Regions from separate parts of the Homo sapiens genome. Here regions 2 and 3 are each linked to region 1. Evidence: chromatin contacts called from ENCODE Hi-C or POLR2A ChIA-PET data. All regions are on one chromosome and are shown on one strand. The core of a region is the stretch at or near the end of the contact, and the rest is flanking DNA. Distances in the headings are between cores, read along the strand shown. Region 1 holds the start of LHPP (phospholysine phosphohistidine inorganic pyrophosphate phosphatase). Region 2 holds the start of FAM24B (family with sequence similarity 24 member B). Region 3 holds the start of PSTK (phosphoseryl-tRNA kinase).

Evidence for each region. Hi-C counts contacts between places; a loop is a spot of excess contacts on that map. ChIA-PET counts read pairs that join two places held with the same protein, here RNA polymerase II (POLR2A). Pooled maps may share reads with other maps.
Region 2: a loop to region 1 is called in a pooled map, with 17 times the contacts of the local background. The contact joins the promoter of FAM24B here to the promoter of LHPP in region 1. A Hi-C loop is called at or near these places in 1 of 37 single-sample maps with no recorded cell type and 7 of 50 pooled maps. POLR2A ChIA-PET finds 5 or more read pairs at or near these places in 1 of 52 experiments (PC-3).
Region 3: a pooled map shows a loop between it and region 1 (11-fold over the local background). The contact joins the promoter of PSTK here to the promoter of LHPP in region 1. A Hi-C loop is called at or near these places in 1 of 37 single-sample maps with no recorded cell type and 9 of 50 pooled maps. POLR2A ChIA-PET finds 5 or more read pairs at or near these places in 1 of 52 experiments (activated T-cell).

Annotation. Positions count from the first base shown.
Region 1 is chr10:124,459,903-124,463,782 of GRCh38, reverse strand. It overlaps LHPP (phospholysine phosphohistidine inorganic pyrophosphate phosphatase), which reads right to left and starts at 1,960. Exons shown (of 7, transcript NM_022126.4): 1 at 1,796-1,960. The coding sequence starts at 1,920. RefSeq lists an enhancer at 1-104 and a silencer at 1,621-2,080.
Region 2 is chr10:122,877,887-122,881,766 of GRCh38, reverse strand. It overlaps FAM24B (family with sequence similarity 24 member B), which reads left to right and starts at 2,186. Exons shown (of 4, transcript NM_152644.3): 1 at 2,186-2,282. It overlaps FAM24B-CUZD1 (FAM24B-CUZD1 readthrough), which reads left to right and starts at 2,126. Exons shown (of 11, transcript NR_037915.1): 1 at 2,126-2,282. It also overlaps the pseudogene C10orf88B.
Region 3 is chr10:122,978,456-122,982,335 of GRCh38, reverse strand. PSTK (phosphoseryl-tRNA kinase) reads right to left here and starts at 1,935. Exons shown (of 6, transcript NM_001363531.2): 1 at 1,641-1,935. The coding sequence starts at 1,856. RefSeq lists an enhancer at 1,604-1,923.

The DNA of each region.
Region 1 (3,880 bases), core at 711-3,210:
TAATCCTAGCACTTTGGGAGACCAAGGCAGGAGGACTGCCTGAGCCAAGGAGTTCAAGACCACCCTGGCAACATAATGAGACCTTGTCTCAAAAAAAAAAATTATACAAAGAAAAGTGTCAGCCAGGTGCGGTGGCTCACGCCTGTAATCCCAGCACTTTAGAAGGCCCAGGCAGGTGGATCAGTTGAGGTCAGGAGTTCGAGACCAGCCTAGCCAGTATGGTGAAACCCCATGTCTACCAAAAATACAAAAATTAGCTGGGCGTGGTGGCGGGTGCCTGTAATCCCAGATACTTGGGAGGCTGAGGCAGGAGAATCACTTGAACCTGGGAGGCAGAGGTTGCAGTGAGCCCAGATGGCGCCACTGCACTCCGGCCTGGGCAACAAGAGCAAAACTGTCTCAAAAAAAAAAAAGTGTCCTCATGGTCAAGTCTTGGCTGGCACGATGTTCTCTTCCTCCTCCTCTCACCTAAACCAATGCAGTCCAACAGAATTATAATGAGAGCCACAAAGGTAATTTAAAGTTTTCTAATAAGCACATTAACAAAAGTTAAAAAAAAAAGGTATACTTAATTTCAAATATTTTAACCTAAAACAGTATATTAAAAATATTATCAACTGGGCATGTGGCTCACGCCTATAATCCCAGCACTTTGGGAGGCCGAGGCAGGTGGATCACCTGAGGTCAGGAGTTAGAGACCAGCCTGCCCAACATGGTGAAACCCCGTCTCTACTAAAAATACAAAAAATTAGCCGGGTGTGGTGGCACATGCCTGTAATTCCAGCTATTCAGGAGGCTGAGGCAGGAGAATCGCTTGAACCTGGGAGGCGGCGGTTGCAGTCAGCAGAGATTGCACCACTGCATTCCAGCCTGGGCAACAAGAGCAAAACTCCGTCTCAAACAAAACAAATAAAAAAAGTAACTGGGCATGATGGCGGGTGCCTGTAATCCCAGCTACTCGGGAGCCTGAAGGGGGAGAATCACTTGCACCCGGGAGGCGGAGGTTGCAGTGAGCCGAGATCGTGCCATTGCACTCCAGCCTGGGCGACAGAGCAAGACTCCATCTGAAAAGAACAAAACAAAACAAACAAAAAGTATATCATTTCAACAGGCAAACAACATAACCCATTTTCATGTTTTTATTTTACATTTTACTCACGAAGTCTGGTGTTTTTGGGGGTTTTGTTTATGAGACCGTCTCGCTCTGCAGTCCAGGCTAGAGTACAGTGGGGTGATCACAGCTCACTGTAGCCTTGACCTCCTGGGCTCAAGCGATCCTCCTGCCTCAGCCTCCCAAGTGGCTGGGCCTACAGGCGTGCACCACCACACCCGGCTAATTTTTAAATTTTTGGCAGAGACGGGGTCTCCCTATGTTGCCCAGGGTGGTCTCCAACCCCCTAGCCTCAAGCGATCCTCCCTCCTCTGCCTCTGCAAGTGCTAGAATCACAGATGCGAGCCACCGCGCCCGGCTAAGTCTTGTTAATCGGTATGCATTTTACGCTTACAGCACATCTCAATTCAGACTGGCCGCAGGTCAAGCGCTCAGCAGCGCACGTACCAGGTGGCCGCCCTGTCTGACCGCGCAGCCCTAACCAGCAGAGTCCTGGTGCTCGCCGGGGGCAACAGTGGGGTCGTCCGTGGTCAGCACTGTGCGCGCACCGGGGTGGGAAGGGGGAGACCGAGGCGGGGCCTGCGCCGCGGCCCCGCCCCCTGCCGCCCCGCCCCCTGCCGGCAGCCAGGGAGCGGGCTGAGCTTAGAGCTCGGCGGCCCCAGCGGCGTCCCGGGGCCCACTCACCTGGCCACCGCCTCCACCGAGCCGGCGATGGCCGTGCCGCCGCCCGCGCCGCTGTCGTACAGCACGCCCGAGATGTCAAGCAGCACCCCGCGCACGCCAGCCAGCCGCTTGCCCCACGGTGCCATGGCGCCCGGCCCTGCTCCTCAGCTCCGCGTCCCAACCGACGCCGGCGCCGGCGCCGCGGCCGCGCAGGGGCGCCTGGGAACTGTAGTCCCGCGGGCGGGGCAGGGCAAGAAGACCGGGTGCAAACCCGGAACTGGGGCGCGGCCTGGGCACCCCGGCGTCACTCGCCCCTGAAACGGTGTCCTTTTCGGAAGCTTTCTTCCCAGGAGATCAGCGGACAAAGAGCAGGAAAAGCAGAAAACAAGTCCCTAAGAAAGGTCAAAGGCAAATTGAGACAAGAAGGCACCTGTAGCCAGGGGCGGTGGTTCACGCCTGCAATCCCAGCACTTTGGGAGGCAGAAGCGGGCGGACAGCTTGTGCCCAGGAGTTCTAGACCAACCTAGTCAACATAGTGAGACCCTGTCTCTATTAAAGAAAGAAAGAAAAAGTACAATACAAAATTGAGGCCGGGCGTAGTGGCTTATGCCTGTAATCCCAGCACTTTGGGAGGCTGAGGCGGGTGGATCGCTTGAGATCAGGAGTTCGAGACCAGCCTGGTCAACATGGTGAAACCCCTGTCTCTACTAAAAATACAAAAATCACCTAGGTGTGGTGGCGCATGCCTGTAGTCCCAGCTACTCGGTAGGCTGAGGCGGAAGAACCGCTTGAACCTGGGAGGCGGAGGTTGCAGTGAGCCGAGATTGCACCACTGCACTCCAGCCGGGGCGACAGAGCAAGACTTTGTCTTAAAAAAAAAAAAAATTATATGCAGATAACAGCCCTGCATAGATGAGGATGCATAGGACCTGGGCTGAGAAGAAAACGGGACTATCACAATGCGTTAAACCCAGGAGGTTTTTGGATAAGCTATAAAATACCACTCGATGCTACATTATTTTTGCAATAAATACACATTGATATTAAAAGGGAGGAGTTTCCTCAATGGCCCCTCGGAACCTTTCAAGTTATTAAATAGAAACGAGAACACTTTACTTCTGGTCCAACATAGCTTTGAGCTTTCAAAGAAGAGAGGATCATATTATTTCACCATTTCTTTTCAGGCTCTTGATTCACAGAAAGGATGAGGAATTCGTTGAAATGTTATGGGGTTCAATGAATTGTGTATATTTTGTTGACATGCTTACTAGGGGAGCTGTTTACAAGTGAAATAAAATACAGTTCCTACCCTTTGGGATTTCCACTAATGGGGTTGGGGAGTAGTATACCTTATATAAGGGTTCTTAGTCGCAGACAATAGACACCACTCCAGCTAGAGGGGTTTTGTTTACATGAGGTGAAGGAGCTTACAGATGACGGGTCTAAGTCCTACACAGCCAGGAGCCATGCAGCCACGAGAAACACTTAATTTTACTACTCCATTGGGACCACTGCCCCATCACTTAGTGCAGCCCCCAGCATAGCTGCCCCCAAAAGAACAAAACATATCCACCACTGTGCCCTCCACCTGTGGCCACCCACTCACTTTCACTGTGTCTGGCTTGGTGGAACCTAGCCCACGCTGCAAAGGAGTCTGGGAAATGCAGTTTTTAGTGTTCCAGGGGCTGAGTGAGTCAGTTTGGAGAATCTGCTAGGAACATCATGAACCGTACACGTATTGAGACCCTACTCTGTGCAGTGGGCACAAAAAAGTTCTAGGGTGTGATCCTTGCCTTCCAGGATCAAGACTGGGCAGAGAACAATGGAAGACCTTCACGACTGCTGACCAAATGTGTGCCAAGTGGCAATGAGTGACACAGACACAGTCAAGAGGATGACCTCTGCAGGCCTAGGAGGGCAGCTGTGGCTTCTGGGCAGGGGCAGCCTGAAATGGACCTTGGAGAATGGCTGGGCTTTAGCTTCATGCCAAGGAGGAGGAAAAGGGGTGCTTCTGCCAGTGGTGTGAGCCTACCCATAGTTGTTTCTTTTCAGTCAGCTCTGTGGGTACTCTTGGGCAAGTCCCTTTTCATTTCTACGACTACAGTA
Region 2 (3,880 bases), core at 937-3,436, 1.6 Mb after region 1:
ACTAAGTTGGACTAACTGTATGAACAAACCAACAGTACATAAGTATATTATACATACATTTGCAATTGTCAAATTAGTTAAAATTTAGTGATGACCTACCTTTATTTTACAGGCATGAGTGGAGGATGCCAATATTAAGTAATTTTTGTAGAAAATAATTTCGCGTTTACTGAAAATAGAATAAAAATTATTTTTTCACTTATATAAATTATCAGTTTAAACAGCTGCAGTAAAAAAAAATTGTTTCCAGGCCATTACTTAAATCCTGAGATTCAGTTTGCCTGGTAGGGGACAAACAGTTGAGATCCCTTCTCAAGTGACCTGGTCAATAACCCTGTGTCGTGTATTTATTATTTCCAATATGCACAATATGTAAAATAGTTGACGTTTTGATTTATATTAAGGCGCGATTAGTGTAGAATGTTCCTATAAGGGACTAGGGAAAAGATCAAACTATAACACATTGAATATGGACTAAATAGGCTGGTGTGGCACCACCTTGGGCTTGTAGGTTCCTTAAAAAATATGTGATCAAAGTTTCAGACTGACTGTCAAATTAATTTCTGGAAAACAGACCATTGTGAGTTTATGGAGAGAGTCAAGAAGCAGCAATAAGGACTGCACTCTTGCCTGGACACTTTAACTAGTATGACCCTCTCCAGGCTCACCTCTCCTTTATTAGCTCTAAATTTCTGCATTCCTAAAAATGAGGAAGCTGAACTAGATTGCCTAGAAGATGCTTTAATGGTCTAACCTTCTATGCCATAGTAGGTTTTTATCTTCTCTTCTCTAATGTAAACATCAATGTCAGAGAGTCAATCAATATTGCAAAAGGTGAACAGAATAAAGACACCAATTCAGGAGAACACTTTCCCGTGTACAAGTCACACAACTGTCATCCAAGACAGTACAAACATTCTTGCCCCTACTGGTTCCACAGTACTCCTCTCCTAAGTACACTTCCATATTTCTTGCTGAACTTAAAATGCCAATAGAAGCGATTTCTTCACCTCCATCAGGGCCACACCTCAGGTAAAGGAAGCAGGGGTTTTCATCTTGGTTGTTCAATCTTCTCTTCTAAATCACCAGATTCTGGCTGAGAAGAAAACAGGTGAAAACATCACACAGTATAGTTTCTGAACATGGCTCAAAACCCACTTGTTAGGCCATGAGGTTTATTCTAACAAATGCTCAACACAGAATTCATAAGGAAATGGAGGCATCACACATCAGGGCTTCCCCCTCTATTTTTTCCTCAATCATCAACGTTCTACTCAGTCCCCTGCAATTGATTCTCGGATACATTACTGGACACCTACTGTGTGCACAGGAGTAGGAGCAGAACACAATAGAAGACAAAGTGTATCTTTTTCGAAATTAAGTCGACGGCGGTCGTCTATAGCTGGACTTTTTACACAGCCTGTTTTGGTGGAGAGGAGGTGGCTTGTTTGAGGGTAGATGGGCGGACTGACTTTGATAGCAGCCCTGACGACCCGTCACGCCTGACGGGGACGTTTATGAAATTCCAAGTCCTGGTCACCTTCCCCCGCTCATGCCTCGGGGCCTCGGGTACTTCCCGGCCAGACCTACCCCGCCTCCGCCCACCCCGGTCCTCGCCTCCACCTCGCAGCCCCGCTCCCCCGCAGAGACCCGACACCAACTGCTCTCCTGGATCCCGGACTCAGACCCTCACGTTCCCCGAGGAGCGCGGCAGTCGCCGAGCGCAGCGACCCGGTCGCCGGCGGCCCGGCGCACCGTGGCGCAGGTGGCGCCAGAAGCTCCTCCCAGTCGAAGTCGCGGGCGCAGACACGAGCCCGGGTGAGGAGGCTGTGAGTTAGGGCCCCGCCTGCGGCATCCCAGGAAGAGGCAAGCGTGGGGCGGCGGGTGAGGCCCCCGTCCTCGGACCGCGTGTCCACTGCGCCGCCTCCTGCCAGGCCTCTCTTCCAGTGCTTAAGTGTCGGCCAGTGCAGCGCAGAAACGGGCAGGCAGAGCGACTCCCGGCTTACATCATTTCAAATGCCCGCCGCTTCTGGATTTGGTGAGAACCTGCACCAGAGAAACGCATGCGCATAAGCCAACTGGACTCGAGAGGCGTTCAAACTTTGCTCAGGAAGCGCTAAAGAGCGGAGCATGCGCACTGGCAGGCCCTCGCTCAGCCTTTGGAGACCATGCGCAGGCGCGGTGCACTGTGCGCGGGCACCACGGCGGTTTTTCGACGCTGGCGGTGGACGCAGGCAGCATGGACCACGGTTGCTGGGCGGATGGGGAGCGTCTATGGTCAGGTAGGTGTCGTCTCTTCGCTCTACGCGATGTGCAGGACCGACTCCTGACCTCGTTCTTTCCCGAGTGGACGCCAGGGCCTTTTCTGCCTCCACTCCGTCGGGTCTGCAGCATTTGTGGCAGCGAACGCGGCGGAAGCGCTGTCCATTCGGGTTAATTTTACTCCGAACTCTCCCTGCCTCTCTCATACACATTCTCGCGTTAGAGGGGAGTTGAGGTAGATATTGAACGGCGTTAGTGGTGGACGCTGGGCCACACGGGCCTTCCCCAGGTGCCATCTCATTTGATGCTCCCTGATCCTACGGCGTTGCCAGGACTATGCTGGATGCCCTCGTGACAGAAATCAGAAGGTTGAGAAAGATCCCAGGTGTTTGGATGGAGCGGTCGCCTGAGGGAGTTTTCCAGATGCCCCATGGAATAGGAAGTAGATCTTGCCTCTTTCTTCCTTTTGTACTCCAGATGCATTCTAAGTTGTGTACACCAGACTTCCTGTTCTTTATGCCCAGCCCATTGTAGTCATAAGTTAACTTTGATACATGTCATCATAATTGGACAGTCTAAAGGAAAATAGGCTTTTTAGAATTACCTATCTGAAACTTCATGAGCAAGATCAATACTATAAGCTGGATTTTGACTTCCTTAAATAAGGCAGAAAGCCTACAGCATTTTGTCGTCTCCCCTTTCTTTCAATCTCGTATGTTCAGTATTATCACCCAGTCTTGTTTTATTTTTGGTTTTTAAAGAAAAACTTCCCTGTCTTTCTCCATCTCTGCCTCTCTGTTTTGAAATACTAGCTTTCATCGGAACAATTCCAGGAGTTTCTTTACTGGTTGATAGTCATTATCTCCTCACCTGCGTTTCATTTTCTGCACTGCCCTCTAATCTTTTATCAATTGTCCTGATGCTTGATGCTTTCTGACTGAATCACCATCACCATTACTTTTTTTTTTCTTTTGAGATGGAGTTTCAGTCTGTCACCCAGGCTGGAGTACAGTGGTGTGATCTCGGCTCCTGCAACTTCCGCCTCTTGGGTTCAAGCGATTCTCCTGCCTCAGCCTTCTGAGTAGCTGGGACTACAGGCGTGCACCACCAGGCCCAGCTAATTTTTGTATTTTTAGGAGAGACAGGGTTTTGCCATGTTGGCCAGGCTGGTCTCAAACTCCTGGCTTCAAGTGATCCGCCCGCCTCGGCTCCCAAAAGTGCTGGGATTACAAGCGTGAGCCACCGCACCTGGCCACCATTACTTCTTAACAGGCATACAAAGCCCTTTATCCTTGACTTCTGCCTGCCTCCTAGACCCCCCAGCTTTTGTACATGCTTTTCCCTCTACCTAGAATGCCCCTTCTTTTGGATAGGAAAAATCCTGTTCATCATTTAGTGCCAAGCACAGCCCTCCACACTGTGAGAGAATTTGTCAGTAATTTCTCTCTGCTACACTTAGAGTTTTTAGATACTATAATTCTCTTCTGGTATGGAGCTTTACCAAATAATTCTCACATTTGTTTTCCCAACCATCTGTACAGTTGTTGAAAATAGGAATTGTTTTGTGCCTAGTAGAGATTGAGTATAGGTTTGTTGTATGGAATTGATAGAGATAGCA
Region 3 (3,880 bases), core at 686-3,185, 1.5 Mb after region 1:
TAAATGGATGACTGACTGAATAAGTGAATAAATGAAAGAACTTATTTATCATCCAAGAGAAAGGTGGAGTCAAAATAGTCTGGCTAAGATATAATAATGCAGGTTTTCCCCTGAAATGGGAAAGGTAGTAGACAGCAAAAAGATCAGGTGAAAAGTCTCTGGGTCAAGAAGAAAAGACCTCAGGCTAACAAATGAGTTGATATGGGATGGGGAAAGATGGAGGAAACAAACTGAGGGGAATAAACAGCTTGAGAATACAAGTAATCTTGTGCTGGTCAAGGGCTGTGGAGAATCCTGACATAGTTAAGAAATCTAAGCTGGAGGGAAAACACGAGGACAGGGGAGTGAGAACTCTCACTTGCCTGCCCATGCCTTACCACCACTGAGATTACACTACATACAACAAACACATCAGCTAAACCCACTAAATTGGAAACACATATCACTTCCTAAGTGAGCAGATGAGTCCCACAGTCTTTGTCCATAGGAAAAGCGTGGAAAAAACAACATAATACAAGTGAAGGGAAAGCCAGCAAATACAACAATCCCTATCGACAACTTTCAGCTTTCTCCGAAGTGTTGAAAATACTATCATCCAGGTCAATCCTGCGCTATCCTGACACTGCACTTACTTCACAATTAACCAAGAATGAGAAAGTAGATACACCTTGCTGGAGAGCCCATGCACCAAATGTACTGTATTTTTGTATATATACTTAGAAAGTAGAGTCACATAACATTTGCATTTGATTTCTGTAAATTCATCTACATTAGGCATTAAACAACAAAAATAATAATGTTAACATTTCAGAATATTTCAAAGAGTATTTACTCAAGAGTGAGCATGAGAAACACGAATGTAATCTACTCTTCCCCCAGTGGTCTCAGTTTCCACATGCTTCTCCAAGAGGATGTATCTCACTGTGCTGAGTGTGAGATGAGGAGGGCTTAAAGAGATGTATTTGGAACATACAAGTTTTTCCGTAAATACAAACCCATTACTTCCTCTGGTGGTCAACTAAGAAACAGCCATCCTTCCCAAAGCTGGCAGAGGCAGATTTACTTTGAGATGAACAAAGATTAAGCTTCATAGGTCTGATAATGCATTTGTACAGCCTCTTTCTATCGTTCTGAGGGACCCCAGAAATTTTGTTACTTATAGTTTTTATTCCTTTTCTTAAAGAGGATTCCTCAAATTACAAAACCTGAATCCACCCGTAGCTAGACGTTCAAGTTTTAGAACTTCTTTCCCTCTCCTAAGGAGAAACTTCCTAAGGGATTTTCGACAGTGCATTTGACTATAGGGGCTTTCCACCTTGCACGCTGACTTGAGAACCTGACCCTGTCTGAAGACTCAACTGTATAGAATATACAACATATACATGCATCAAATATACAGATAAGCATCTAAAATGCATCGTTCTAACAGTTGGCTTTGTAACCACTTTCTACAGCCAACGCATTCACCCTCTGCAGTAACTATGTTAACCCAGCTCCACTTTTCTCGAACTTCACCTCCCACACCAAGCAATGGGCGCTCATGGCAAATCACCCAGGACCGCGTGGACGCGAGTGTCCCCGCCCCGCCCCGCCCCGCCCCGCCCCGCCCCGCGGCCCAGGCCCCGCCCCTCCGTGCTGACCGCCGGTCGCGCTCTTGCCCCGGCGAGAAACGCGTCGGGCATGACGTCATCATACGCGACAACACCGATGGCCCAACCCTGCTCCTGCTGCAGCCGGTGGGCGAGGGCGCGCGCGAAAGTCGATTTTCCTGCCGCGGGGAGGCCACAGAGGACGCAGAGGCCTCGTTTCCGCGGCCCGTCGCTGCCGGTTCCTCTGATGTTCTCGGCGGTCTTCATGCTGCCCGGGGAGACCGGAGGAGTCTGGGAGCGTCGTCTCCGCTCTACCGTCTGCCCTGCGCGCACGCGCAGCGTCTCCGCCGCCTACCGGCGCAGTGGAGGAACTGGCCTAGCTGGGTTTCCGTGCGGCCCCAGAGGCACCTGCTCCACCGGTGCCCTGCTTGCTCCCAGGGACCAGAGGCTGGAGAGACCGCGGCGCTGCGTTCCTAGCTCCTGGACATTCCCAAGGGGTCCCAGAGTTAGGATTGATCTTCAAATAGAATCACCCTCCCTGCCGAAAGTTGCCAGCCAGTAGGATTGGCGCCTCAGTTTTGTTAGGATGAGGTCTTTCTGCTTAGGAAAATCCCAAAAGAGACGTTGAGCCTTTCCCTCCAGCAATCTTTCGAAAATAAGTTACTGGAAATCAAAGAATAGAAGGCGAGGCTGACAGTCCGACCACCGCGCTCCTTTGCGGTTCCCAGATGTGAAGAGTGCAAGGGCAAAGTAAACATTCGTTATTGTGCCCTCACAGCACCAGTGGGCAGCAAGCGTGAAGAAATATTGTCAGGAAAGGCACATCCACAGACCTCAATTCCAGTGCATGCAGACAGAGAACAATAGGTGTTTGTGTTAAAAAGTAATACTAAGCTATGGAGAGGTACAAAACAAGTTTTTGTTTTTTGTTTGTTTTTAAGACGGAGTCTCGCTCTGTCGCCCAGGCTGGAGTGCAGTGGCGCAATCTCGGCTCACTGCAACCTCTGCAACCTCCGCCTCCTGGGTTCACGCCATTCTCCTGCCTCAGCCTCCGAGTAGCTGGGAATACAGGCGCTTGCCACCAGGCCCAGCTAACTTTTTGTATTTTTAGTGGAGACGGGGTTTCACCATGTTAGCCAGGATGGTCTCGATTTCCTGACCTTGTGATCCGCCCGCCTCGGCCTCCCAAAGATTACAGGCGCAAGCCACCGCGGCTGGCCAAGTTTTTTTTGTCTGGGGGTGTGTTGTAGAAAAATTGAATTCAGATTACAGTTTTTTGTTTTTTGAGACAGCGTCTCACTCTCTCGCCCGGACTGGAGTGCAGTGGTCCGATCTCGGCTCACCGCAACCTCCGCCTCTCAGGCTCGAGGGATTCTCCTGCCTCAGCCTCCCGAGTAGCTGGGATTACAGGCGAACACCACTACTGCCCAATTAATTTTTGTATTTTCAGTAAGAACGGGGTTTCCTCATGTTGGACAGGCTGGTCTTGAACTGACCGCAAATGATCCACCCGCCTCGGCTTCCCAAAGTGCTGGTATTACAGGCGTGAGCCACCGCGTCGGGCCTAGATTCCAGATTCTTTTATCCTTATATTTTAGGGGATAATTCCTTCTTACCTGTAAAGGGTATGTTCAAAATGTGAAGACGTAAGGACAAAATCAGTGTATACTGTGTCAAAATATGACGAGTAACCTGCTAAAGCTGATATAATTTGTATGAAGCACTTACAAATAATCTCATTTTCCTTTGGACTGAAAGTGAAGAGCAATGAGTTAAACTCTTTATTTCATGACATTTTATCATTATTGGTCCAGTATAAGGTCCCTCTCCTTAATTTGCCCCTCCCCCACTTTTTTAAGAGACAGGGTTTTGCTTTGTCACCCAAGCTGGAGTGGAACCATAGCTCATTGTAACCTCGAATTTCTAGGCTCAAGCAATCCTCCTATCTCAGCCTCCTGAGTAGCTGGGACTATAGGCATGTGCCATTGAGCCTGGCTCCACTGTCTTTTATCTCCCATCCTCCACATCCACACCCATTTAACCCCTGCAGGCAACCGGTTTTTTTTTTCTTTTTATCATAGTTATTTTTGTTTTGGTTATGTATTTTTTTTAAATAGGCTTTATTTTTTAAAGCAGTTTTAGGTTCACAGCTAAACTGAGCAGAAAGTAGAGTTCTCATATACTCCTTCCCCTCCTCATTCATAACCTCCCCCACTATCAACATCCTTCACCAGAGTGATACATTTGTTACAATCAATAATCAATGAACCTACATTGACACATCATTATCA